Regions from separate parts of the Homo sapiens genome. Here all the other regions are linked to region 6. The links are chromatin loops, found by intact Hi-C in ENCODE. Cell type or tissue: PC-3. All regions are shown on one strand. Region 1 has its middle 230 kb from the start of KCNMA1-AS1. Region 2 has its middle 95 kb from the start of KCNMA1-AS1. Region 3 overlaps LRMDA (leucine rich melanocyte differentiation associated). Region 4 has its middle 250 kb from the start of KCNMA1-AS1. Region 5 has its middle 130 kb from the start of KCNMA1-AS1. Region 6 overlaps KCNMA1 (potassium calcium-activated channel subfamily M alpha 1). Region 7 overlaps KCNMA1 (potassium calcium-activated channel subfamily M alpha 1).

What was found. Peaks named below come from ENCODE experiments on the same cell type or tissue, not always from the same donor. Only the 100,000 strongest peaks of a DNase experiment are listed, where the experiment ranks them.
Region 1: a loop joins it to region 6, with 4 times the contacts of the local background. A loop is called at or near these places in 3 of 110 quality-filtered maps.
Region 2: a loop joins it to region 6, with 11 times the contacts of the local background. A loop is called at or near these places in 3 of 110 quality-filtered maps.
Region 3: a loop joins it to region 6, with 11 times the contacts of the local background. A loop is called at or near these places in 12 of 110 quality-filtered maps.
Region 4: a loop joins it to region 6, with 15 times the contacts of the local background. A loop is called at or near these places in 10 of 110 quality-filtered maps.
Region 5: it touches region 6 in a loop (4-fold over the local background); 8 of 110 quality-filtered maps call a loop at or near these places.
Region 7: it touches region 6 in a loop (6-fold over the local background); 13 of 110 quality-filtered maps call a loop at or near these places.

Annotation. Positions count from the first base shown.
Region 1 is chr10:76,660,089-76,664,088 of GRCh38, forward strand. No RefSeq gene overlaps it. Among named protein-coding and RNA genes, the nearest start is that of KCNMA1-AS1, 230 kb to the right of the region's middle. In PC-3, no CTCF peak of the experiment used is centred here; no DNase peak of the experiment used is centred here; H3K27me3 peaks cover 503 bases.
Region 2 is chr10:76,791,449-76,795,448 of GRCh38, forward strand. No RefSeq gene overlaps it. Among named protein-coding and RNA genes, the nearest start is that of KCNMA1-AS1, 95 kb to the right of the region's middle. In PC-3, a CTCF peak has its summit at 1,630; no DNase peak of the experiment used is centred here; H3K27me3 peaks cover 2,003 bases.
Region 3 is chr10:76,035,015-76,039,014 of GRCh38, forward strand. LRMDA (leucine rich melanocyte differentiation associated) reads left to right here. Exons shown (of 7, transcript NM_001305581.2): 3 at 994-1,120. Among named protein-coding and RNA genes, the nearest start is that of MIR606, 480 kb to the left of the region's middle. RefSeq lists an enhancer at 1-3,117. In PC-3, no CTCF peak of the experiment used is centred here; DNase peaks (open chromatin) are centred at 1,517 and 2,107; H3K4me3 peaks cover 320 bases; H3K27ac peaks cover 373 bases; H3K27me3 peaks cover 978 bases.
Region 4 is chr10:76,631,302-76,635,301 of GRCh38, forward strand. No RefSeq gene overlaps it. Among named protein-coding and RNA genes, the nearest start is that of KCNMA1-AS1, 250 kb to the right of the region's middle. RefSeq lists an enhancer at 1-816. In PC-3, a CTCF peak has its summit at 1,563 (motif pointing left); a DNase peak (open chromatin) is centred at 1,580.
Region 5 is chr10:76,760,321-76,764,320 of GRCh38, forward strand. No RefSeq gene overlaps it. Among named protein-coding and RNA genes, the nearest start is that of KCNMA1-AS1, 130 kb to the right of the region's middle. In PC-3, no CTCF peak of the experiment used is centred here; no DNase peak of the experiment used is centred here; H3K27me3 peaks cover 3,605 bases.
Region 6 is chr10:76,983,183-76,987,182 of GRCh38, forward strand. All of the region lies in intron 19 of KCNMA1 (potassium calcium-activated channel subfamily M alpha 1), which reads right to left. Among named protein-coding and RNA genes, the nearest start is that of KCNMA1-AS1, 97 kb to the left of the region's middle. In PC-3, a CTCF peak has its summit at 1,830 (motif pointing left); DNase peaks (open chromatin) are centred at 1,109 and 1,829; H3K27ac peaks cover 293 bases.
Region 7 is chr10:77,109,689-77,113,688 of GRCh38, forward strand. It overlaps KCNMA1 (potassium calcium-activated channel subfamily M alpha 1), which reads right to left. Exons shown (of 28, transcript NM_001161352.2): 7 at 2,679-2,754; 8 at 485-655. Among named protein-coding and RNA genes, the nearest start is that of KCNMA1-AS2, 29 kb to the right of the region's middle. In PC-3, a CTCF peak has its summit at 2,377 (motif pointing left); a DNase peak (open chromatin) is centred at 2,433; H3K4me3 peaks cover 410 bases; H3K27ac peaks cover 773 bases.

The DNA of each region.
Region 1 (4,000 bases), 320 kb before region 6:
AACTCTAAAATATAAAGCCTCAAATATATATAAAGAAAATATCAATAGGGTGAAATACACAAATCTACTATCACATTAGAAAGTTCATATACATGTCTCTCAATTGCTGCTAGAAACAGCAAAAACAAAAACTTGGTAAAAATAAAGAAGAATTGAAAAGCATTATCAACAAGCTATTTTAATGGACATAGGCACAACCCTACATTCAACAATTAGAGAATACCCATTCATCTTAAGTTCACAGAGGACAATTACAGAAACTAATCACATAGGCCACAAATCAGATACCCACAAATTTTCAGGAATGATAATATGCATATAATGTTTTCTGAGTGTAATAAAATTATGGTAGAAATTAATACCAAAAATTATTAAAGATTCATATTTCTGGAAATTAAAAATACATATGTCTAATTATTGGATGGGGCAAAGAGGAAATTATAATAGAAATTTAAATATACTTAAAACTGAGGATTATCTCAAAAGTTGTGGGATATAGCAGAAATAGAACTTTAAGGGAAATGTATAGCCATAAATGCTTAAAGGAAGAAATGTGTATAATTGGTGTTATAAGCATTCTGGTTAAGATTTAGAAAACTACAGTTGTAATCATTCAACTCAAGAATGTTGGTGGGACTGTAAACTAGTTCAACCATTGTGGAAGTCAGTGTGGCGATTCCTCAGGGATCTAGAACTAGAAATACCATTTGACCCAGCCATCCCATTACTGGGTATATACCCAAAGGACTATAAATCATGCTGCTTTAAAGACACATGCACATGTATGTTTATTGCGGCATTATTCACAATAGCAAAGACTTGGAACCAACCCAAATGTCCAACAATGATAGACTGGATTAAGAAAATGTGGCACATATACACCATGGAATACTATGCAGCCATAAAAAATGATGAGTTCATGTCCTTTGTAGGGACATGGATGAAATTGGAAATCATCATTCTCAGTAAACTATCGCAAGAACAAAAAACCAAACACCGCATATTCTCACTCATAGGTGGGAATTGAACAATGAGAACACATGGACACAGGAAGGGGAACATCACACTCTGGGGACTGTTGTGGGGTGGGGGGAGTGGGGAGGGAGAGCATTGGGAGACATACCTAATGCTAGATGACGAGTTAGTGGGTGCAGCACACCAGCATGGCACATGTATACATACGTAACTAACCTGCACATTGTGCACATGTACCCTAAAACTTAAAGTATAATAATAATAAATAAATAAAATAATAATAATAATAATAATAAAACTCCGGTCTCCTGCAAAAAAAAAAAAAAAGATAAAATAAGCTCAAAGATAGTAGATGTAGGGCAATAAAGATAAGAGTAAAAATCTATGAAGTTGAAAAAATACATGATACAAGATGAATAAAGCCAAAAGTTGGTGCTTTGAAAAGAGTAATAAAATAATCAAACTTCTGATGATTAGAACAAAAAGGAGACCTAATTATTGATTCAGCATGTGATAAAAACCTGACTACTGTGAACAAGCATATGTCAATTTGAAAACTTAGATGAAACAGATAAATTGTTTGAAAATATAACATACCAAAATTGACTTAAAAACAAAGACAATACTCTTATAGCAATTAAGATAGTTAATCAATCACCAAAAGAAGGTAAGACCCAAATAAGTATTACTAAATTTTCAAAAAATAGTTTTTTTGCAACATACAACACCTTCTTGAGAATAGAAAAGGATGTCAATATAAACTTGGAGTAAACCCAGATAAGGAAAATGTAAGAAAGATAACGGATAGGCAATTTTTAAAAATTCTAAACAAAACTCTAATTTGAAGCCAGCAGTTTATAAAAAAAGATATACATCATGATAAATTTTGGCTTATGGAAAGATGAAATAGAAGGATTGTTTAAAACCCAAGTACCTATAAATGTAATGCCAAACATTAAGAAGATTAAATATACAATTAGAAAAAGTTATTCCAATAGTTAACAGAAAAATAATTTGATAAAATTCAACAACTATTAACATAAAGGAAATAAAAACATGACAAAATGAACAAACAAAAAAATCTTACTAATAGCAGTGTCCCTCCTTAACTTTACAAAAGGTATTCAACAAAAAGCTACAGCAAATATAGCACATAATAGTAAAGTTAGTATTATTCCCTTATATGTCAAGGGGGAAAGGGGAGTTCCACTATCATCACTTTTATTAAACATTGTAATGGAGATTCTAGCTGGTGCAACAGGAAAAGGCTAAGAAGTAAAAGGTATAAGGATGGCATGAAAGAAAACATAGACACAGATGATATAATTACCTACACTGAAAACTCAAGAGAATCTAAATATAAATTATAAAAATTAATGTGAGCTTTCCAAGGTGGCTGGATATAATATCAATAAACAAAAGCCAATTGCATCTCATGATATCAATAATAAATATTTAGAAGATGTAATTTAAATTAAAAGATACTCTTTATAATAACAGAAAATACTTAGGAATAAATTTAACAAATATGCAATTCCTTCATGGAGAACTGTCAATACATGTACTGAAGTTGTTAAAGACATTTAAATAAATTAAGAGCATTCCTCAATAACAAGTTGAAAGACTTAAAATCTTAAAGACACCAGTTCTCCTAAAATTGAATTGTAAATTCAATGCAATTCCAACTGAGTTTTTAATGAAATTTGATAAACTGATTTTAAAACGTATATATGAAAGAGCAAATGTCCCTAGTTAGCCAAGACATTCTTACAGAAGATGAATAGGATGAGGAAACATTCCCTACTAGATATCAAGACTTAATTTAAAACCAAATAGTTAAGATAATATTCCTATTTTGCAGAAAAAGTTAATTTGGAGCCAAATAAAAGTTCCAGACAGAATCCCATACATCTATAAACACCTTATATGTGCCAGAGAAGGGCATGTCACATCATTGGAGTAAGTAAATGATGGGGCAGGTGGCTCTACTTATTAAATAAGTAAGTAAATAAATAAATTAAATTAAATACCTACTACATACCACACACTTAATCAATTCCAGATGGAGTAAGTAGTTAAATGTAAACATTAAACAATTGAAATAAGGAAGTATATATAAGAGAATACCTTGATTAAACTGAGCTAGCAAATTATAGCTTAAAACTCAAAAGTTGCCAATTAAAAGAGCTAAATTCAAGTACATTAAAATAAGTATTTGTATTCCTCCAAGGACACCATAAAGAAAATGAAAGACAAGCCATATTGTGTGAAAAGTATTTGTGTTGCATGCCACCAATAAAAATTAGCCACTGAAAAATGTAATGAACTTCTCCAAAATAAGAAATGTATATGATTTTTTAAAAGATATAAAAGAAACCCTACATATTAGCCTTTACATAAACACAGAGAAACTTGTTAGAACTAATAGACAAATTCAGCAAAGTTGCAGAATATAAAATCAACATGCAACAATCACTTGCATTTTTATTCACTAACAATTCAAAAAGAAAATGATTCCATTTACAATAACATCAAAAAGAATGAATGCTTCAGAATAAACTTAACTAAGGAAGCAAAAGACTTGTACACTGAAAACTTCAACACCTTGATGAAAGAAATTAAAGAAGATGCAAACAAATGGAAAGTTATCCTGTGTTCATGGATTAAACGGCTGAGTATTTTAAGATGTAAATACTATCCGTGATACATATTACCCATTAAGTCCATATTTTAATGGTAAGTATTCCCATTAAATCTACAGATTTAACGCAATCTCTATCAAAACTCCAGTGGCAGTTTTCGGAGAAACAAAAACATTCATCTTAAAATTCATACAGAATCTCAAGGGATCCCAAATAGCGAAAGTGATCCTGAAAAAGGACAAAGTTGGAGTTCTCACATTTCCTAATTTCAAAACTTGTTACAAAGCTACAGTAATCAAAACAGCATAATACTGGCATAGTGGAAATGTGTAGACCAATTAAATAGAATAGACAAGTCAGGAATAAATCTTCACTTAAAGGGT
Region 2 (4,000 bases), 190 kb before region 6:
CTAGTTTCTTTATAAGAAGAGATTAAGACACAGATGCAAACAGAGGAAAGACCCTATGATGACATAGGGAGCAGATGGCCATCTACAAGCCAAGGAGAAGCTTTAGAAGAAACAACCCTGCTGATCTTGATCTCAGACTTCTAGCTTCCAAAAATATGAAAAAAAATTCTTCATTTAAGCTACCCAGCCTGTGGTATTTGTTATGGCAATCCTAGCAAAGTAACACACACACACACACACACACACACACACACACAATTATTTTAAACAAAATTAACTCAGAGTATGAAGTTTTGCAATTAACTTTTGCTTTTCATATTTTTATTACTATGAAAATTTCACACATTTAGAAAAGTAGAAAATAATATAATGAACACGTATGTACCTACTATCTATATGATAAGATATAGCAAATCTGAATGTTTTGCTATTTTTGCTTTAAGCTTTTTTTTTTTTTTTTAAAAAAAAGGAATAAAATACTACAGGTACATCTGAAACCCCTTCAGTACCTAACCTGAATCCTAGTCTCCCTTATTCCCTCCCTGGAGATTACACTATCAGTATGATTTGTCTGATATCTGTACGAATCTCAGCCCCCACCCCATGAAACCAAAAGATTGAGGCATGGCCAGAATGCAAATGCTGGAATACTTTTGAAAGAGAGGGGTCCATTGTCTAGGAATGTCCGGTAATAAGACCCCTTTCCATGCCTTACCACAAATTGTCTTGTTTGAGGTCCTTCCAATCAAAGCCTGTCCTATCAATGCTTCCACATACCAACCTGCCCTCCCTAACCCATAAAATTTGCCCAAACCTCAAATCAGGAAGACAGATTTGAACATTGCCTCCTGTCTCCTTAACAGTGGACCTCATAATAAAGCCTTTGTTTTCTATAAAACAAACAATCAAAACAAAACAGTGCCATAGTTTTGGCTTCTATGCACATTGGGAAGCACCCCATTGCTTGGTGGTAACATTATCATGTCATGAAAATTCGATGCTTCCTTCCAGAAAAGTATTTTAGACACTGGTCTATTTTGGCATTTGAACTACATTTACAGCAAGCATTCTTGATGATTTTATTTGTTATCTGTTTTCTAGAATTAATGGGAGTTCTTTTCCCTCACACATATTGAAGGAAACTGCATTTAATGGATACATAAATTTAGAGAAAAAGAAAAATTTAGGGATATTGAAACTTTTCACCAATATGCATGTTACATCTCTCTACTTATTTAGATATTTTTTAAGTTTACTACTAAAACTTATTTATCTATGATGTTCTAAGACTTCTATTGTGGTGAGAAATTATATTTTTTAAATTACATTTTTAATTGGTTATTTCTAGCATATAGAAATATTACAAATTTTGTATGTTGGTCTTCTATCTAGTAATCTTATTGTTTCTAATACTTTGCAGATTCTCTTGGATTTCTTAATATAGAATATAACATTCTTGCAAAAGAGTTTGTTTCCTTTCTTTCCAACATTTGTAGTTTTTCTTCTTCTTCTTCTCTTACTCCATTGGTGAGGAGCTCTAATAAAATGTTAAATAGAAGCAGTAATAGCTGAAATGTTCATTGTGCATCAAACTTTAAAGGTTTTAAAGGTTTCTAAAGTTTCACCACTAGGTATGCTGTTTTCAGTCAGTTTTTGAGAAATAATATTTTATCAAGTTAAGGAAGGGTTCCTTCATTTTGTTTTTCATTTTATTTTATTTTATTTTAGAGACAGTGTCTTTGCCCAGGCTAGAGTGCAGTGGTATGATTATGGCTCACTACAACCTTGAACTCCTGGGCTCAAGGGATTCTCCCACCTCAGCCTGGTGAGGAGCTGGGACTACAGGTACATGACAACATGCCCAGCTATTTTTTTTTTTTTTTATTTTTTGTACAGACAAGGTCACACTGTGTTGCTTAGGCTAGTCTACAACTCTTGTCCTCAAGTGATCTCCCATCTCAGCTTCCCAAAGTGTGGGATTACAGGCCTGAGCCACTGAGCCAAACTCCTTCATTTTGCAAAGATCTCTGATAAGATCTTTACCTTTTGTAAATTCCATAATGAGAGTTACATTGCATTAAATTCCTTTTCTGTTTATTAAAATGATCATATTTCCTTCTCTTTACTCTTTTAGTCTCATGGCTTATATAAGTGGATTTTCTGATATTAAATCATCCTTGCTTGGTTTAATACACATATAGAATAAATATATATTAATAAACATTTTAATATTTAACACCTTTATAAACATTATTTAATAAATATATTAAAATATATATTAATTATGTAATCCATAAATATAACATTTATTTAATGTATTTCATAGTAATACAATGTTACCATATTACCATATGTGAAATGCATAGTTTTGTTTCATAATAAACTATGCTTGCATAGTTTTCATAAGTAAATAAGCATATAAACCATATACAGCTACATATATATTTTCTTTATAAATATACATTCATACTATTTCATTTGCTACTTTATATTATATGTACTTAATACAGTGCTGACATATAATTAATCATATTATATATAGGATTCTTGAATCTATATTTACAGGTGAAAGTGATCTCTAATTTTATTTACTTGTCAGAGTATATTGTCAAAGTTGCGCTAATTTAAGAGAGTGAGCTGGACTGTGTTCCATCTTCTATTCTCTGAAACAATTTATATCATATATATTTCTTGAAGCATAACAAACTTTCCTATAAAATTATTTTGTTGTTGTTTGGAAAAGAGAGACTTTTAAAATTGATTTTTAATGGTTATTGTTTATCCAAATCTTCAAGTTGTTTTCTAAGCAATCAGTAATGTTCTCAAACATTGTCCACTTCATCTAATTTTCCAAATTTATCATAATTATTCATAGCATTTTAAACAATTTTTTATTTGTAGTGTCTATACATTAGCCTTCTTTTCCATTACCAGTATTGTTTATTTTATTTCTGTCTCCCTGATCTATATAATATAGGATAAAAATCTATTTTATTGATCTTTTTTCCCTTAAAAAGCTTTTCAGTTTGTTATGTGCATTGTCATTCTTTTATTTTTTCACTTGTTTTTTGTTTGTTTGTTTTCATTTTCTGCTTCTAGCTTTATTTTGCCCTTCATTTAACTTACTTCAATGTACACCTTTATTTTGTTTTGTCTTTCCTTACATCGTTATAGGAATAACTCTTTTATTTTCAGTTATCTTTTTATTATAAATATCTTTATAAAAGATAAATTGGACATAAGTTTACCTTGAGGAATACATTAGCTGCATCTTAGAAGCTTTTACAATATTGCCATTGTAATTCTGTTCTACTTGTGTATATATTTTATTGTAGCTTTTCCTTTAATCCAAGTGTTAAAGGCCTGATTGCTTATTTCCAAATTTATATTTGTTCTTTACTGTCTTTTATATTTATTTCTAGTTTTATTTTACTGTTGTTAGAAAAGTTAGTCTACTTAATATATTAGTAATCATTTTTAAGTCTTTTGGGTTTGCTTTTGTGTGTTTTAAGTTCTCTTAGATCAAACTGAGAGCTTGAAAGGAGGTGGTTAGGTAAATAAATGTGTTAATGGGTAGTTAAAAGCATGATAATTAATTTCTATGTTCAGGAAATAATATAAAAATAACTTTAGAATTGTATTTCCATTCCTAAAATGTTAACAAATACACTTAATTATGATTTTTCAATAGCACATTATTTTCAGTAAGGAAAGAGGGACTGACAGAGGCAGGGAACAAGGTAAACAAGACAAAAGAAAGAAATATAGGAAAAAGAAAGGCAAAATAAGATGGCAGAAAAGTCCTAACACCTCAGTAGTCAAAATAAGTAGGGACAGATTAAATGTACTTATTAAAAACAGGTACTATCTAACTGAATGGAGCGGGGACCTAATCCAGTTATAAGTTAATGACACAAAAAGATGCAGAAAAGTTAAATATAACAATTTTGGGGAAAAAATGCAAATATTACCAGAAGGAAACTAGTGTGACATTGTCAAT
Region 3 (4,000 bases), 950 kb before region 6:
CCCAACACTCATGAGAGCCCATAAAATTAAGAGTTAACTTTCAGCGATGTGTATAAGCAAGGCTATTTTTCCCTTTCTGCTGTTTTTTTTTTTTTTTCCTGGAGCCGGGTACTTAATTCTTTCTGTTGCCTTTTTATTTACTGCCTCAACATCTACAGGGTTGCACTCTACACTTCTTTCAAAAATTAAGTGAGAAATCCACTTTCCATAAATTAAAACAGTAACTTCAGGCCAGGAGCTTTGAAGCAGCAATTCTCCCAACCCCCGTCTCCCCACCCGCAGCAAAAACAAATAAAAAGAAATAATAAAAGAAAAAGCCCTCTCAGATCGGAGTGATTATGTAATTCTGCAGATGCCTTGCCTTTGGGGCAGCCACTGGGACGCTGGGCAGAAGCAAATTAAGTGATTAGTAAAGAAAAAAGGCAGAGGAAAAAAAAAAGTCAAAGGATGTGAACGGAGAGAAAGGAAGCCTTCCCTGTCGTTTCCCCCGCGACTGTACAGAGAACTGCTAAGAAATGATACTTGAAGTTATATTTATTATTGTAAGAGGGTATGATATTTCTGGGCAGGAATGATGGATGACAACTTGAATTTGTGTCCAGGGAATGAAGGTGAACTGTGACAGAGTTATTTATCTTGGGAATGGAGGTTAGGGTCAGCCGAGGCTGGGTGCCTGAAGGCACAAGACATTGACAAATTTATCCTGCAGGCCGTATCTGAAGCCCTTTGTTTTGGATCCTGGCTACTCACTAAGTGACCCTCATCCTTCATGTTGGCAATGCGTGAAGGATGCGGTGGGTGCCAGCGGCCCCTTCTCCCCCGCCGCCCCCGCCCCGACTCCTGCTACTAATTCTTGTCATTCACTTTGCTGACAGGCACCAAGCCCAAACTATTCCCAGTCCTGAAAGGGAAGGTTAAAATATTTATTTCGGCTCATAATGGCCTCCCTGATTTAGTGCAGGATCATTTTTCCTGTTGCCTTTGTCATTGCAGGTCACTGGAAGGACTGAGCGCATTCAGGAGCCTGGAGGAACTCATCTTGGACAACAATCAGCTGGGGGACGACCTTGTGTTGCCAGGGTTACCCAGACTGCATACCTTAACCCTCAACAAGAACCGAATATCCTTTCCTCTGCCCGCTGCCCCCACTCCCCACCCAGCCCCACAGTCGTCCCCCAACCCCACCCTGCACAAATACCTGCAAAATGTCAAATGAGTTTTACGTGTCAGCTAAATTAAAGTATGTGAAATACAGTTCGTGGGCAGACAAAGCATTCTGTCTTCTGGCACTCGGGACACTTCAGAGTAATTTATTATAGGTCATTCATAAATGAAACGCACCATTATATCTTCCTGTTGCTCCATTTTAGTGTAGAGATCTAAGTTATGGCTGTGAAGAAATCTTTTTAATAGATAAAAATAGAGAAAGAAAATAATGTCACCGCTGCAGAGGCAGCGAAGCCCAGTCTGTTTGCTTGGGCTTGTGTGGGAGGGCGACCTCTGGTGGGAAGTCCCGGGTAATGCCGCCAAGCAAACTTCCTCTCCTGGGAGGTTTCTGGAAGGCTCTGGGGCAGGCTTGGGGAACCGTTTTGGTGAGGGAAAGGAGCTAAGGTGGCAGAGACATGTGAAGCCCAGGCCTGGCTATGCCCTCACTGGGGGATACCATGCTCTGGTGATGAGAGGCCTAGGGGACCCACGACAGTGTATGGCCTCCTCTATGGAGGCAAGGACCTAGTCAGCCTAGGGTGAGACTTACGGGCACTAACTGCTCTGGATTCTGTAGTGGGGATGGAAACAGGGAACCCTTGCTGCAACCTAAGGCCCGTAGCTCCTGCATTGTTAGTGTAGTGGATTACCCGGCACTAGAATGCCAGCTCGATGGGACAGGGAGTTTCCTTGGTTTTGTTAACTCCTCTGTTCTTCACACTAAGAATAGTGCCTGGCACCAAGTACAAGCTCAATAAATATTTGAGGGATGAATGCATCATTATCATTAGCTATTCCTTATTGAGCACTCCTAGGAATGAGGCATGGTGCTGGGTTCTTTATGTGTGTTGTTATTCATCCTTACCAAGCCCTGTGAGAAGGGTGTGTCTTTTCCATTTACCTAGACATAGAAAGAGGTGAGGTGTAGGCACACAGCCAGACACTAGCAAGATGCTAGGTCCTGGATGATTCAGTGTCAACTGTGTTGTGTCCAAAGTCCAATGTCTGCATTCTACTGTGTTGCTTCAGACTCAGTGGTCCAATGGCTTTGTTTTATTGGATGGAACATTTGAGACCTGGAGTAGTTAAACCACTTGTTCACATTCATACAATAAGTTAGAAATAGAAAAGGAGACAAGGCATTTTCCTCTAGAGTATAAAATAAAATCAGATATACATGTAAGGCTTGGCACATATGCATATGCCAGCATTTAAGAATGATTTGCAGAAGTATTTGTTAGCTACTGTTTATACTTCAAGCCATAAGTTAATGTTTTCTTTATTCTCTCAGATATTGTCTCAGTCAGCTCTTGCTGCTACAGCACAGTACCGTACATGAGGTGGCTTAAACAACAAACATTTATTTCTCACAGTCTGGAGGCTGGAGGTTTGAGATCAGGATGCCAGCAGGGTTGGTTTCTTGGTGAAGATACTTTCTCACTGTATCATCACATAGCAGAGAGAGAGGAAGCAAGCTTTTTCAAGTCTCTCCTTATAGGGGCACTGATCCCATCAGAGAGATCTACCCTTATGACCTAATCACCTCCCAAAGGCCTCATCTCCACATACCATCATTTTGGGGATTAGAATTTCAACATATGAATTTGAGGGAAGAACAAACATTCAGACCATAGTATTATAAATATGCTCCTTGTGGTCATTATTGTCACTTTGATAGAAGTAGAAGGGGAGGGCCTACATGTAAATTCACAGTCTTTGTCATAATGAAATTTTGGTGGAATTTTCCCTTCTTATGTCTGTTAGTCAACCAAGTTTCCCAATCACTCTTTGAAAAACTTTGTAGTCTTATGGCTTTCTAGGCTGTCTTAGATGATCAGTTGGCCAATATTCTCAAATAAATCAAGGACAGAAGGATTTTTAGACATGTCCTGTGTCCCAGGTCTCCGTAGAATATTAGGGTCCATGGACTTTGGTTCATGTCTCAGCTTAATCATATTTAGCGGTGTGACCTTGGACAAGTTATCTTCTGTGAGCTTCTTTTTCTCATTTTTAAAGAAATATGTTGGACTGGTCGATGGTTTTATTCACAGTATTGCTGTCACCAGAGATAAGCAGGCCTCTTGGCTTCAGAGTGCTGAGAGGTTTTCTTTGTCTTTGGTTGAGTCCTTTCCCTATTCTGTGCCTCCACTTTTCCAATCTGTAGCAGTAATGCTAAGGGAGTAATGGTAATGGCCTAGGAGGGACCGAAGCAGAAGACACTGTGTGGCTGTAAACCTGACCAGTGATATCACTGGTGCTGTTGTAGCACATTTTCTTATCAGTGAATATTCTGAATAGACTTCTTTCCTTTTTTCTCCTCTGCTCTACTAATGTGATTGTGAAGATCATCTTCCCCATCTACTTGACTCAGAAGTCACAGAGAAAGGTAGGTAAAATCAGGCAATAACAGCACATGCTATCTTCTCAACCCAGCACTTCTGATGCCACTTTTTCAGCTAAATGACTCTCCTACCTAACTGTGAGAATGTTGCAGGCTTTCCAACAATTTCTAGGTTCCATATTGTTATTGCCACCCCATGAAATGCTTTAGATATGGCCTCTATACATTAGCTTTTGCTGCATAATAATCCACCCCAACATTTAGTGGCTTAAAACAACAAATATTTACAATTCTATAGATCAGATGTTTGGCCAGGGCTCAGCAGGATGGTTCTTCTGCTAGTCTTATTCTGGGTCAGTCATGCAGCCACATCTACCTGGAGGCTCAACTGGGGCTGGATGGTCTAAGATGACCTCACTCATATGTCTGGAGGTTGGTACTGGGTGTTGGCTA
Region 4 (4,000 bases), 350 kb before region 6:
CAATTAATGTCATAAATAATTCCAGAACCAATTACATCAAAATGGACTCAGAGCTTTAAAAAGGTACAGAATTCTCTTATTCTTCCTGCTAACAGCAAGAAACAGCTTTCATTTTTCTCTGTAATTACTTTTCATTGTATATAGCAATACAGCTGAGCTTTTCTGTCCATATTTAAGCCTTGTCTTTCTCCAAGCCTCTTCCCCCACCACCAGCCTCCCTCCTTCACCCCACAGGATAAGGCTGTTAAAGTTGTTCTTCCCTGCCAGAGCAGTGGGGTGAATGTATAATCTTTTAACTTGGCTGTTGCAGGAGAACTCCAGCTACACCTAAATGATTAAGAGCCAAGTTTTTGAAAATGTCATGGACAATGACAGCACAGTGCCCCAAACAATGGCATTTGGAAATGAAGACATTTGTGAAATAAATGGATTTGTCTTATTATTTTAAAGGTTGCTGTGACTTTGCTTACACTGAATTTATTGATTTTTCCCCCTTCTCCTTCTCCTTCCTCTTCTTGTTCTCCTCCTCCTTCTGTACAGTTGCAGGCATAGAAGCTGGGCCAACTATTCCCTCTACACTGCAACCACAATTCAGTACTGCCCATGTGTGCTAATGGGCATTTTTTTTTTTTCCAAAGGAGGATCAGTCTCTTAAACATAGCGTTTTACTAAAAAGCTATTCTCTTCAGCTGTCTCAACTCTTCAGCTAGTTCTCTGTGCATTACAGTACATATGTAGATAACACAAAGGCTATTATACCCATAATAGCAATGACATACCAGATACCACTGGTGCTAATAGTCTCTCTCTCTTTTCTTTTCTTTTTTTTTGTTACTCTAACCCATCAGTTGCCTCTGTGGCTTGTTTAGAGAAAGGAGGGGATTGTGGGAAAGCAAATTACTGTAGTATTCATTCACAGCTTTGTTCCAGGCCTGACAAACATTTCCAACTTTTCAACCATGGTGTCATTTACTCCAGAGGGACCAGGCAAAATGGCTCATGAAGCTCCCACCGTTTCAAAACCAGAAACAGCTGCCGGTGTTGCTTGCAGTTTGCTGAGTGTGCTCTGGCTCTGAGCTGCCGCTGACGGCTCTCCCTTTAGCAGTAGGTGTCACTGCGGTGAGTGGTAATTACAGCGGAAGATTTTAGAGGACACGGGATAATTAGGCCAGCCCCGTGCAGGCATAAACACTGACATTTACCATATTAAAAACCGGAGATGTCGGCATTTTCCTCCCCCCACCCCTACCCAGACCACAACGATAGCAACCTCACCAACAAAGGCAAGTTTTCAAGAGAACAAAGGGTCTTTGCATTTGAGGGAGTTTGACTGGGCTCCTGGTGCGGTGCTATTTGTTGGTCCCATTTGGGTTCCGCTCATCACTTGGGAAAGCGTCCAGCTGAGTCTCTACGGCTTATACTCCTTCCTCTTGGATCCTGCAGAATGCCATAGCCTAGGCATGATGGCAGAGGAGGTGGTGGGGCATGATAAATTATACCATCCAGAGAGCACCTCTTCCTTTCCACTGTGGGCTGGGCACAAGGTGGCATCTCTCAATACTGCCCTCTCCTGGACCTGGGTGATGCCATGGCAGTAACAGCAGGTATATTTCCTGGTTCTCCAGCAAATGACAGTCAGGAAGTAGGAAGGTAGATGAATACAAACACTAGTCCTACAAACCCAAACTACCCCTCTAAGGGCTGAAGTTATGGCAATATCCTCTCACCCTCTGTCCGAAATAGAAATGGAACAAGTGTTTGCAGAAAGTTCAATAATGCCTAGGCTGCAGCTGCAACCTACTCCAGGGAGCCCTTCTGAAAGTTACTGGGGTGCTCAAATGCAATGCTGTAGATCCAGAAGAACCCATGTTTGAATTCCAGACGGGCCATTTTCCTATTAAGGGATGCTGGGTAACTTCGATCCTCAGTTTTCCCTTTTATAAAATGAGAAAATGAAAGTGCTTACTTCACAGAGTTGTTATGAAGATAAAATAAAAAAGCATTGAGCACACAGAAGAATTGCATAAAATGGTACAATTCTTTCCCATTGCAAAAGTTCATTTGCCCCAAGTCGGGGACTGTGTTTGAGATAGATTTTCCGCAGAGAAATAAGGCTCAAGTCTCAGATCTCTGTGCATTGGGGAAATGACAGTGATTAAGTGAGAAACCCTGGCTACTCTCTGAAGGCAAGACCTCCAGACATGTTTGTGCTAACATGGGGTGGATCCACTCTCACATTTGCTCCCTCACAGATGCTGCAGATACAGCGGAGGGCTTTCATAAGTGAAACCGCACTCTCATCTTTTGAATGGGAACTCCTCAATACAGTCTGGATTTTAAAAACATCCTCCCAAACACGAACACCTTCGTGGTCTACCCAAGCATTTGACTTCTCTGCAGGGAGGGCTCAGGGCCCCCATCCCTTGATGTGGGTTGTTTAGCTTGGGGTCATGGAGCTTCATGGTCCGGGAGAGAAAGGCAGCGTGGACCCATGGAAAGAGCTTGAAGCCTTTGATCCAGGTGGCTGTGTGGAAACTGGATGACCCTGGGAAAATTACTTCAACTCTGTGAACCTGAATTTCCTCACTTAGAAATGAGAAAAAAATAACCCACCTCCACCCACCAGTGCCAGCCCAGGTAAAGCACTTGCCCGTGAGATATGGAACCCCTTCCCCTCCCTTTGGGTATTCTCTTTCTCATCAGTAAAGGAATGAGTCTCCTCACAAGGAGTTTACGAGGCTCTGGTGTCAAGTGGTATCACTTGACACCAGGAAATAGGAAGGAACAAATAGGAAGGATCTCCTTGTTGTTATTATTCATGGTCCCCAAGGGGCTTTCTTGGTGTGGCTACTCCCAGCCTCAGGATGCTGGGCTCTGAGTTCCCTCTCCTGATGACAGCAACAATGCAGCTCAGCTAGAGAAGGGTCCAACTCTAGCAGCTGTATTTTCCAAATTAAAAATATGCACAATTTTTTTCAACTATTTCTAGCTGTGAGAGTCAGCCTAACACTGTTCTGGACACAGAAACATCAGAATTTCTGAAACATCTCAGTGACATAAAAGACTAGGACTGCATGTTTTAAACAGTAACCATCTTGGACCATGTGGCTGCACTGGAGATGTAGGTCCCCATGGCAGCCCTGAGAAGATGCTCCAACCATGATCTGTACAAGCCAAACTTTGCTTGAGGAGGAAGGGCCAAGGCAAGATTAGTGGTTAAGCAAACAGTAGGCGTGTGTGGCATAGGAACAGCCTTTAGGGCTGGGTTGGTCTCTTTGGATAGTGTCTGAGATAGTTTCCAGAGTCACTCTCCCCATCCTCATTGCTGTGCTGAGAGTTTTTTCTGCTGTTTAAGGTCTTGGGAAGCCATCCTCCTACCTCTCTTTTCCTTAGGTCTAAAGGAACTGGATTCTTGTCCACCCCTATAGGTACTATGAATTACTGGATCAGCATATAGGTTTTGGACAAACAAACTTAGATTCAAATTCTAGTTCCACTACTTACTTGCTACAACCTTAAACAAACTAATAATTCTTAGACTTAATTTTGCTTTTTGTTTATTTATTTTCTTTTCTTGATATAGTGGATATATATATCTACTTCATAAGGTTTTAGGGAGAATTATGTAGCATTCAATGAGACAGTCATCACCGTAGTAAAAGGAACAGTTGGAGGGTAGTAGCAATAATAATACTAGTAGAAGATACTGTGTTTGAAACTCTTACCAAAGTCACAACTAAAAATGATCATAGCTGGAATTCCAACTCATTTTCTGACTTTAAAGCCCATGTTGAAAATACTGTGTAAAATGCACGAAGCACCTGGCAGGCAGTCATCTGTGATTACTGGTTTCTTTATTGCTTGAGTTGGATGACAGTCCTAGGTCATCTGATTGGATTTTGGATTCATTTGAGACATCTGGAACCTCTCTTGGGAACTTCTTCCTCCTTGGGCCTTTGCAGCAGGACAGATGGGCTCTCAACACCACTGCAGATTTCAG
Region 5 (4,000 bases), 220 kb before region 6:
GGCTGGATTTCCTCCACTTTCATGATACTTCACTTCATCCATAGCTTATTGAGTTTTCTTAGCTCTACCTTCAAAATATGTCCTGAAAGAATCCTCTTTGTCTTTTAGCTTCCTCCCTAGTGCAAGTTAACCTCATTCTTGCCTGGACTAATGCAGTAGTTTTCTAACTCACATCCCTGCTTCCATGCTTACTCATATACACTCCACGATATCTTCAACACCCAATAGGTACCCTTTTAAAAACAAATGAGGAAATATTGCTCCTTCACCTAAAACCTTCCAACGGCTTGTCATTTTGCTTAGACTGAAGTACAATGTCTTGCCCTTGGGCTGCAGTCACCAGGTGAACTGGCCCTTTTCCCCTTCTCAATCTCAATCAGATTCATTCTAACCCTTTTATAACACTCCAGCTATGAAAGTCTTCTTTGATTCGTAGAACACACCATGCTCATTCTCACTCCTGGGCTTTTCCTCTCCCTTTCTGTGCCTGGAACTTTCTGCCCTCATCACCACATGGCTGGCTGATTTTGCCAGATGATTCAGGAATCAAGTCATAGGGCACCTCTTCATTGACTCAAAGTATCCCCTCACCACCACCATGCAATCTCTCATACATCACTCTGCTTTATTTCATTTATTCAATCTATTGTTCCCCATTTATTTCCTTTTATTCATGTATCTTGTTCTCTACTATATCCCTGGTACCTAGATGAATGTTGGGACCACACGAGAGAATATATAAATACCTGCTGAATAAATAATTATAAAATACATTTTCCCATAACTCTTGTAGAATATATGATATTGTGGTATTGCACAGGACATTCTATTTTTTATCTGGCTACCACATGCATTATGAGATTTATGCATCTGTAAGTACTAAGTAATTGACATCTATAACCTTATTATTTATGAATTATCATCTACACATTAATAGCCAGACTCCCTAACATGGTCCAGGTGGTGACTAGAATGATACAATCACAATTATATGTGCTAGGTAAATGACTCTTTTAATGAGATGCAGCAATATAATATTCATGTCTTTCCTATGTTCATATACTTTGACTAATTCTTCTAGAATTAGCTTCAGCTTATCTACTTTCTTCATTTACTGAAGAGTTCTTTAATATTGAGCCTTGTTTTTCCATTGGTTGAAGTTAATAATCATTGGCTAAAGTATATTTGAAACTGACATGTAATATGAGAATAAGAACCTATATGTTCTGTTTAAATAACTCAACAAAACTGTACATTTTGACCCAGAAGCTGTTTACTCAGGTAACCCAAATGAAAGTATCATCAGCATTATTAGCAGCATCATCATTAAAATGTCAAATCTATCATCATTAAAACAGCAAGTCTCATGAGTTTTGAAAAGATTGTGAGAGAGGAGACATTTAGAGATTTTCTATTGCAGGACATACAATATTTTAATTGACCCCAAATATAACCTTGGTTTATTGAGATGTTAGCACTACTTAATATAAGATTATATTTCATTATGAATAGCCCTTGCTGGTTCAGAGCTATTCTGAATATGCATAACTAGACATCTTCTTGCAGATCGAAACTAATACATTAATCCGTACCTTTGAATACAATCCTTCAGCTAGGTACTTGTCACCTTACTGAGGGAGGGTCCCTGCTCGATACTTGTCCACAAAGGGATTTTGAAAACTTGGTCAAATGCCATGGGAAAATCCAGGTACAATTTATCTACAAATTCTTAATCTACAAACAATACCAAGAACAGTAAATAGGGTTTGTCGGTCATTATTTTTTTTCCTAATGACCCTATCTTGCATCCTGGTGGGACCTGCTTTTCCACCTCAGTACTCATAAACCAGCTTGTATTATTTCACACTGTAACACTGATCAAAAAAAAAATCTCAGATGTATAGTTTGTCATACTTTTACCTTTTCGAAAAACAAACGTTGCCCTCTTCTATTATCATCTGGCAATTCGCCTAATCTTAGGAATTATATTTGGAAAATATCTTGGGATATAAGCCCAGCCATTAAGGAGCTATTCAGTGTTAGAACCACAACTCACTCTCTTATAATCTTGCCAACCTTCTAGGGTCTCAGTTCCCACATACTCAGTGTCACAGACTTCAGTCCAAAAAAAAAAAAAAATTCTTTTTACAAAAAAGACCAAAGGAAGTGAGTGTATTTTGACTTTATATGCATTGTTATGATAAAGAAGAATCAGATAAAGAGCTCTAGATATTCAGAAGAAAACCTTAGCCTTGGCACCACATGGAATTTGCAGCATTTTCTCCACCTTGGAGTCTCACCAGGAGATTGTTACTCTGACATGAGGTGAGATCAACATGTCTACCATTCATTTACTGACTGTAGTCACAGCTTTAATTGTATGCTTTTCTGGAGCTTGAGTTATATATGTGTGTTTCTTAGAAACATGTGACCAGGTTTGAGCGAGAAGAGGAGAAACCCTCAATAGATATTGAACATGGTTTCCACAAGTGGATCAAAAGCAAAATTGAGAATTTATTGACAACTTTTTCATCTCACCTCCACTTCTCCCTCCTTAAGCTCTCCCAAGGAGAGAAAATCCCTTCTTTTCTCTCAAGTACTGAGTCATCTTGCTTCTCAACGGTCACCTTAATTTCCCACAGAGACACTTCCAAACATTGCACATAAAACTTTGTATATCTGATTTTTATGATAGACTCTTAGGAAGGAACTTCTAGGAAATATTGTAAAAACATTTTTAAGCACTTCACTATATACTACCAGAATGGCATTCTATTTATTCATCTGAAAACTGAGACCTCCTGCTGCCACAAAGCTGAATTCTCAGGACTGAGAACTGAAGCCAGCTATATCAATATGATTTCACTCCTTCTTCCAGGAAATTGTTGCCCATTAAGACAAGGCTGTAAACCAATACATAATTTCACCTGTAGTTTCAGAAAATTTCTAAGAACTAAGTAATATAGATAATTAACTTGTACATATGGACAAACAGATCCCTTGTCAAAACAATAGATTGCCTGTGTGTGCAAATAGCTTGTGAATCAAACTACTTTTACTTGCCAAGACTTGCTTAAAGGTCCTTGTCCCACTGTTTTATTTATTATCACCTATTTTAAACTATTACATCATAAGATTTAGTCACTCCCGGTGAAATCCTTATACTGAAATACCTCCCTTAAATCACTGGAGCCCAGATCTCTAAACCCTAAAGATTTCTACCCATGACCACTCTCTCTGAGACATGACTAAGACTCTGTTAAGTTGGCATTCTCCATTACTGCAGTAGGTTTAGTAAGCTTAGCTTTATTCCAGTGGCTTTTTGGAAAGTCAGCTGTCAAGACATCAACAAACATGTATCAATTTACTTCCTGGCACCTTGCTAGACACTGGGGATTCAGTGATGGCTAAAAATAACATAGTTCATGTAATCCTATGAGGGAGAAAATGCTAATCAAATAATTGTAAATATATAAGTTCCGATTGTGACTCGTGTTCCAAGGAAAAGTTACAAGGTGTTACGAGAGCAAATAACCAGATAACGTGACCCTTTTAGAGTAAGGAGACTATATTGATTAGGTGATGTTTGATTTGCGATTTCAAGGATGAGTAAGGCTTAACTAAGTGGCATGCAGGAGATGACATAGAGGAAAAGGGAGAGGAGGAGGAAGAACGGAAGGGGAGAAGAGGTATAAACATGGAAGAAGGGAAGGAGCAAGGAAAATAGAGAAGGAGGAGGAAGAGAGAGGGGAAAGGGAGGAGAAGAGGGGAAAGAGGAGAGAAATGAAAAGGAGGAGGATAAAGTCAGAGGGAGAGCAGATGGGGAAGTCTGAGTGCTTTCGAGGAATATGGAAAATCTATATGACACCAACTTAAAAAATATTTCCTTACCCTGGAACAGAGAGCAAAGGAGAAAGCAATTTGAGATAAGACCAGAGAAAATCGTAGGAGCAACATGACATATAGGCCAGAAAATTTGTACAATTTAACCTTCATCCAT
Region 6 (4,000 bases):
TCACTGAGAAGAAAATGTTTCCCCAATCCTCTCCTCCTTGATTTTGTTGAATCAATAACATTTCAAGATGTTCTCTGTGAAAATCACATGGGTGAGTTAAATAAGAACATACATTACATTATCTAGATCCTCAACTTGCAGCCCTTAGCGCAGTATGCCTGAGAAAAGTTTAAAAACTCAAAAGAGAGAAATCCTATTCAAAGAGTAAAATACTGCCTATGCTTCCAAAGTTCTTTACGGCCTGATAGGTAGAAATTTAATAATGAAGGGCTGGGAATGGTGGCTCACATTTGTAATCCCAGCACTTTGGGAGGCTGAGGCAGGTGGATATCTTGAGGTCAGTTCAAGATCAGCCTGGCCAATATGGCAAAACCCCGTCTCTAAAAATACAAAAATTAGCTGGGCATGGTGGCATATGCCTGTAGTCCCAGCTACTTGGTAGGCTGAGGCAGGAGAATCACTTGAACCTGGGAGGCAGAGGTTGCAGTGAGCTAAGATCGCACAACTGCACTCCAGCCTGGATGACACAGTGAGACACTGTTTAAAAAAAAAAAAAAAGGAAGAAAATTTAATAATGAAAAACATAAACAAATAAGTGAGTCATCCTGAGACATATTTCAATTCTCCCCTTCTGTAACCTCAATAAATTCATTTTCTCCCACATAAGCTAATGTTTGCACTAAATATTCTGTACAAAGGAATACCGCAGACCATAAAAAAAACAGTAAAAAGATATAGCTGTGTCTTTTTTAAAAAACGGTTGAAAAATTGGGTATGTGTGGACAAAATAATTTTTAAAAATAGTTTTGCTTGCACATTTGATTTCTCTCTTCATTTATGATGCCCTAGTTGATGAGCTGATCAACTTTTCTGTGAAAAGTCTTCCTAAAAAACAGAACAAAACTTAACAGAAACTCTGATCCTGTTTGTCAAAATGTAGTTCTGGCCCCGAGAGAAAGGCAATATTCTTTGGATGACTTGGATTCTAAAGCAACTCTTTTATTAGTATTATTATTTACTTTTTTTTTTTGAGACGGAGTCTCGCTCTGTCACCCAGGCTCCCAGGCTGGAATGCAGTGGTGCAATCTTGGCTCACTGCAACCTCTACCTCCCAGTTCAAGCAACTCTAGTGTCTCAGCCTCCAAAGTAGCTGAGATTATAGGCACCTGACTAATGTTTGTATTTTTAGTAGAGACGGGGTTTCACCGTGTTGGCCAGGCTGGTCTCAAACTCCTAACCTCAAGTGATCTGCCCGCCTCAGCCTCCCAAAGTTCTGGGGTTACAGACGTGAGCCACTGCACCCAGCCTGGATTCTAGAGTAACTCTTGATGAAAGAACATCATACTAAGGTGATTTTTATATAAAACATTAATTCAGTATATCAATCAGTCACTTTAATAAAAATGCCCCTCATTATCCTGAGGTGAATAGAAGCCTATGGGATTAATTTGTGTAAATAGATATTAGATTAAAATGGGAACTTGCCACATAACAATAATCAGATAGCATAGGCAATCCAATCTCAGTGCTGAATCCAGTATTGTGTGTGTAGTTACCTTTTAAAAACAGTAACATGTATTTAACTTGGACTTGCTTCAAGTAAGCACTGCATCAGGCAAGTTGGATTTCAAATAAACCTTAGCAATTGAGGGGCATTGTCGTACTGGAAGTATATCTCTTCAAACAACAGCAACAACAGTTTTAGATATTTATTTTAGAGAAATAAAGGAGACAATCTGCAAGAGAAAAGGCAGAAAGTGAGGAGGAGGAGAGTACCTAGAATCCAGGTAGAGGGTTTATTTCTAGAAAAGCAGCGCCACCTGCTGGTGGACCTGCATGTCAGGCCCTTCTGCGGCTTGCAGGCCATCTGTCTTGCAATCTATGCATAAATACACAGCAGTATTTCTCAGCTGCTGTTATACGTAAGAATTGTATTACCAGTAGGCAGATTTCTAACACACTGGTTGTAGTTTAATAATCCTATATTACCTGAAGTATGGGTTATATAAAAACCTAGAATGTTAATTGTTGACAAACCAATTCTAATATGTAAAGCACTGTAAGTCACCCAGTAAATACACAAGTAAATCAAAAGGGATAGCTCTTTTTGCTCTAACAACGTGTTATTAAAAGCCACAACTTAATCACTTACATAAAAATAATGTTCATGAATTTCGATGTACTAAGAAATCAGGAAAATGCATTATAATCTTACTAACAGAGCTTTTCCTTCACTTACAATTTAGAGGAAACTATTTTGCAGAAAATATTTTTCCCTTTCTTTAAAAAATGTACCTAAACCAACATGCCATTTAGGAAATTTGCTCCTATAACAAAACCTAGTTACAAACAACTAAGATTACATCTATAAAATGTTATATTTTTAAAATAGCAATAGAGAAGTTGTGGAAAATATGTCACTGATACAGTGAGCAGAGAAACACTACCTGTCATTTTTCAGGAAAAGATCACACAAACGCGATAGCAAAGGAACACAATAAAAAGCAGAAACAGGAATGTGATAGGTGACTCTGATTGCATCTGCAAAGGAAACTGTGAAATAAATTAACACCCAAGTACCCAAGAAAGGCACATTGTGGCTTCACTGGAAGTGATCATTATGCAACAGAGAAGGTTGGTGATTTTGTAAGAACAGAAATAAAGTGTAGCCTGTGAAATCTAGTGGTGATAACTAATGACCATACTACTTACAACTCTGATTTGATCTCTAACATAAAAAAATAAAATAAAAAAGTACTCTAAAGAATAGATGTATGCAATAGGGATTGTGTTTCTCACTTGAAACAAATAAACCTCAAATGGGATCAAAGGGCCCCGGTAAATGAAAAATGACAGTTCCTATGTTGCCCTGATTTGATCTCAAGCAAAACTACCATGCTGATAACATAGCAGGGGATGTGAGGAAGGCAGTGGAGTTCTTGGATTGCTATGAAAAGGAGGCGAGTGTGTAGCCCATTCAGCTGATGGGAAGCCCATTCTAATTCCAAAAAGTTATTGAGATTTAATCTCTAACAACAACAACAACAACAAAATAACTCATGCGGCAACCAAAAGGGTATCCTTTAAAAACACACATACACAATTTTGTTATTTCCAATACATTCTGTAGAATCTCTTTACATTCAATTCTTCCATCTGTCTAAGCTGGGTAAGGCACATGTGTGAAGAGAACCAAATGTCACAATGCTTGCTTTGAGAACGAAGTGTCTCCAGTTATCCAGACAGGGAGCTTGACTAGGAGGGTCTCAGGCATAGGCCATGGGCATCCCATCTCCCATCTCAGCTGGCTACCACTCACTCTGGAGAGACAGGGTTTCCAGGAGCAATTCTGGACAGATGCAAAGGGTGAAGGGGAATCTGGTGGGGTTCAGGGCTGTCAAGATTCGAGTTGGGGGCTTACCCTGCCTAGATATAACTCCTAGTGTTAGCTTGTGTATTAGTCCAGTGAGATAAGGTCTAGGCCATTGGCTAGGGTCTGAACAATTAAAGGTGCACACCCTGCCTTAAATATCCAAATTTATTTGGGATAAATTCAAATCAATAAGGAAACATAGGTGGATGAACAGAAGCAATGGGTTTGCCATGGCTTCCTACCCCGACTCAAATACCCAATGACATATGGAAGGAGAAAACATCAGCACCCCCAGATCCACTACAGAGCCCACCATGTGCTGTCAGCAGAAACAACGGAACAAATGTGTTACCTTCAGAAGAAGCAGTGATCAATTTGAGATCAATCTATTCAAGAGTTGTCCAGCAGTCAAAGGAATTGGCTGTTGGCTGTTCAGAAACAAAGGTTCTGTTCAAGAAGGTATAAAGGAACAAGAAGGAAGAAAGGAAGATCTCTAGCCTTGAGACTTTTTTTTTTTTTTTTGCCTCTGGTTCAGCTTCTCATGAAAGACCTTTTTCCTTGAGATACATGCTTAATAAACTATGGAAACATATTGTCAACAGAGTTTACATGTTAATCAGCCATTTA
Region 7 (4,000 bases), 130 kb after region 6:
TGTAGGGACCCTTCTCTTTAGGGCAGGCCCCAGCCACAGTGTTTGTTGGAAGTTAGGGGAGGAACATAAAGGGGAAGGGAGAGCTCTTGAAACCGCAAACTGTCTCTACAAAGTATCGACAGCTTCTACCAGAGGCAGGTGACAGCCACTGTCCTTGTAGCATACCAGATGCTGAGTTACATTGCTAAGGGGTAGACACTCTCCCTTATTAACAGCATCACTTTTCTTAAGACAATTAGGTTTGCTCCTGGCTAAATGGCTGTCCCCGACAAGGGCAATGTGCCTGGATCTATGGGACAAGTGTAATACACCAAGAATTATGCAGAAAAGTCACCATCGTGTTTGGATTTACTTAGCCTGATTGTAACGTTAAGGCTTGCTTCTAGTGCAGAATACAGTCTAAAATACAAAGCTTTAAGGAAATGTATCATGGAAAATATTAACAGCCATCAAAATCAACATCATAATAAAGATTTTTTTTTACCAGTCCCCCGAGGATGAAGAAGACCATGAAGAGGCGCCCAAGTGTGGTTTTTGCATAAACATCCCCATAACCAACGGTGGACATTGTGACCATGAGTAAATAGACACATTCCCAGTAGGTGAGAGCCTGGTTGTTTTGGAAATTTTCCCATGGGTCCCCTGAATTCTCCACCTAAAGCAAATGGGACAGGGGAGAAAAAAGAAAAACATGCTATTGAAGTGTATACATGCAATAAACGCGGAAGCTCGGCACTCTCGAAGGCCACTTGCTACTGCACACCACTCTCCACACGAGATGTGTGGTTCCCGGGCTGAGTTCTGTGAGTCAGGATGCAGAGCTCCTGAGCAGGACACAGAGAAAGTGGAGAAGCAGCTGCAGGAGATGTCTTCCTGGCTGATTGAGACAGAGAGGGAAAGCAAGAAGGGAAATATCTCTAGGCCTTTTCTCTTCTTCTGGTAAAATGTGGGAAGCCAGCTAAAATTCAGGGCATTGCCTCTGGCCAGGTTTTAGAGCACTCTCTTCAAGGAAAGAGCCAGAGATTCCGTCCCTGACCTTCCTCAATGGGTTTCTAAGGCCCAGATGGCCTGGATCTGCCTCTCCCACAGAAATTCTAAACACTTCCGTAGGGGGCTGCCTCCTTCCATCAGTTTATCCAAAGAGTATATATGGGCCCTGCTTATTTCTGATTCAAACAGCATCTCTGGAATCTGGCCCTGCTCTCCCTCCTTTGCAAATTGGCAATGGTGGTCCCAGCCTTGAGGCTGCTGGAATCTTCACAGGGGCATGGAAAGTGAGCTCATGAGAACAGCTTGCACTGGCACAGCCCGTTAGATCAAGGGCTGGCAAACTTTTTCAGTTTTGTGGGCGACACAGGTCCTGTTCAACTCTGCAGAGGCAAAACTTCAACAAATGGGTGTGGCTGGATTTGGAGAGCTTTGGCCCGAGACTGCAGTTTCCCCACTTTCCTGTCCTTCCATCATATTTGATCTGCCAACAAGGCTAGTAGGTGGGCAGGAAAGGTACTTTAGATACTCTCAGGAGAGAGGGAGCTGCGGGCCCAATTTTACTCAAATATGCCTGTGATCCACCCACAGGGCCTGTAGACGGTGGCCCCCAGGCCTCCACCTCTGCCTCTGCAAAATGTTTCCAGGGCCTGGCCTCTTTCACACATCAGTTTGTCCTCAATGTGCCATTTTCACAAAAGTTTCCTGGTGAACCTGAAGGGACTTCACTAATACCCGTAGTAAGGTGGGGTCATCATCTTATTAAAGACAACTATCTCCTCCACATATGTGATTTGGGTGCTTCGTGCTTGGTTACAGCAAGAATTAGGGTGATTAAGGTTGATTTTGGCCATGAATCCCATCAGCATTAAGGGCTGGGCAGGAGACTCTAGATCTGGTGACTACGTGAGGCCCCATGCCCCAACCACTGCCATCCCAGGCCTGTCTTCCTTTGGGTGATAATTACCTAAATCCCAAGTGTGGGTAGCTAAGCGCGTCCTTCTATCCCTTATGCAAATAGAGGCTCAGCCACTGGTGGTCAACTTTATCCAAAGTCTCAGAGCTAGACGAGGCTCCTTCCAGTTGTAACAGTCTATGTTTGCATGAAACACACTTCCCACAATGGCTGTGCTCTCTAAAAGCAGGGGGAAAGTCTGCCTTCGGGTGGTGTGAGGGGCTTGACTTAATACAAGGCTTTCAAAGAGTCACTAATGAAAAAGAATGAACATTTTTGAGGTACAAATCAGACAAAATAATCAAAGGTGGCTTTTCGTAAGGCGGAAGTGGAAAGAAATTGAGGGATCTGAATTTGTTGTTTACTAGGAGGTGTGGGTCCAACTTCCAACCTTGTCCCCAGACCTTTTCCAGGTGTTTGCTTAGGAAGCACTGCCATCTTGTGGCTTACTATAGTTATTGCAGACAGAAGGAAAATCTACCAAAGCCCCCATGACAATACCAATGAGCAATGAACTGAAAAATGCAGGTTAATAGTGCAAACATTACTCACCATTTGGAACTAGTTTGGGGTAAAAAGGTTGGAAACCCAGACAATTGTGTGGTTGCTTCCCATCTTCCTGTCTACAACCGAGGTGAAGTTAATTTCCAGCAAGATAAATTTTAGGTAATAAAATGACTCAGAGAGGGTCTTGTTGCAGGCAAGCGAGAGCAGAAGGGTCTTCAAGGTTACTCACCAAATGGATGAACCCGGCTGCAGTCAGCCACGTGCTGATAAATATGGAGAGCAGATTCACCAGCTTGATGGAATTACTGTGCAAGAGACAACAAGCAAAATCCCCACGTTACCAAGGGAAGGCCCTGCTGGGGCTGCCTTACAGGGTAACAGCACCCGCTTAGCAGGAGAGGCTGCCACATCTAACTCCCAACCATTTCTCCATTATAAGGGAATTCTGGAAGGTGGAGGAAGCTGCTGGGATGAAGGTCAGGACAGAGCCTAGAGGAACAAATTTAACTTTGGTAAAAATTAACTTTTATTTAAAAAACTCTTCAAATCTACAGAAAAGTGGAAAGAACAGTATAATGAACACTTGTACGCTCTTCATTTAGACTGACCAATTATTAACATTTTACCACGGGTGCTTTATCTCCCTACATGCTTTTTCTCTTATCCCCCCCGCCCTTTTTTCTTCTCTTCTTCTTGCCATGTACATATATATATATATATATTTGCTAAACCATTTACCAATAAATCAGAGACATCATGGCACAAGCCCTAAATACTTTAGCACCCAACTCCTAAGAAGAAGGGCATTGCACAGCATAATCACAATACCATTGCACGCCTCAGAAAATTAAAACATAAAAATTCAGTAATGCTATTTAATATGCAGACCTTATTTAAATATCTCCAGTTGCCCCAAAATTATGTTTATTGATTTTTTTTTATTTTCCCCCCAGACCCAAGTTTCATGCACTGCATTTGGCTGTTAGGTGGCTTAAATCCAACTGTCAGGAAACAAGGACAGAGAGTAAATATTTTAGGCTTTACAGGCCATATAGACATTGTCACAAATACTCAACTCTGTCACTGTGGCTTCAGAGCAGCTTTTGGACATCATGTACAGGAATAGATATGGCTTTGTTCCAATAAAACTTTATTTACAAAAACAGGCAGCCGGCATGGGCTATAGTTTGCCAATCCCAGCTTCAGTCCCTTCTAATGTATAATTGACACCACTCCTTTGTAATGACATTAAATTTTGTGTGAACCTAGGTTGTCTTCTATAATGTTCTATATTCTGGATCCTGTTTATTTACTTATTTATTTTTATTTTATTTTTTATTTTTTGAGACGAGGTCTGACTCTGTCACCCAGGCTGGAGTGCAGTGGCACGGTCTTGGCTCACTGCAACCTCTGCCTGCCAGGTTCAAGCAATTCTCCTGCCTTAGCCTCCCGAGTAGCTGGGATTACAGGCACCCGCCACCACGCCCAGCTAATTTTTGTATTTTTAGTAGAGATGGAGTTTCACCATGTTGGCCAGGCTGATCTCGAACT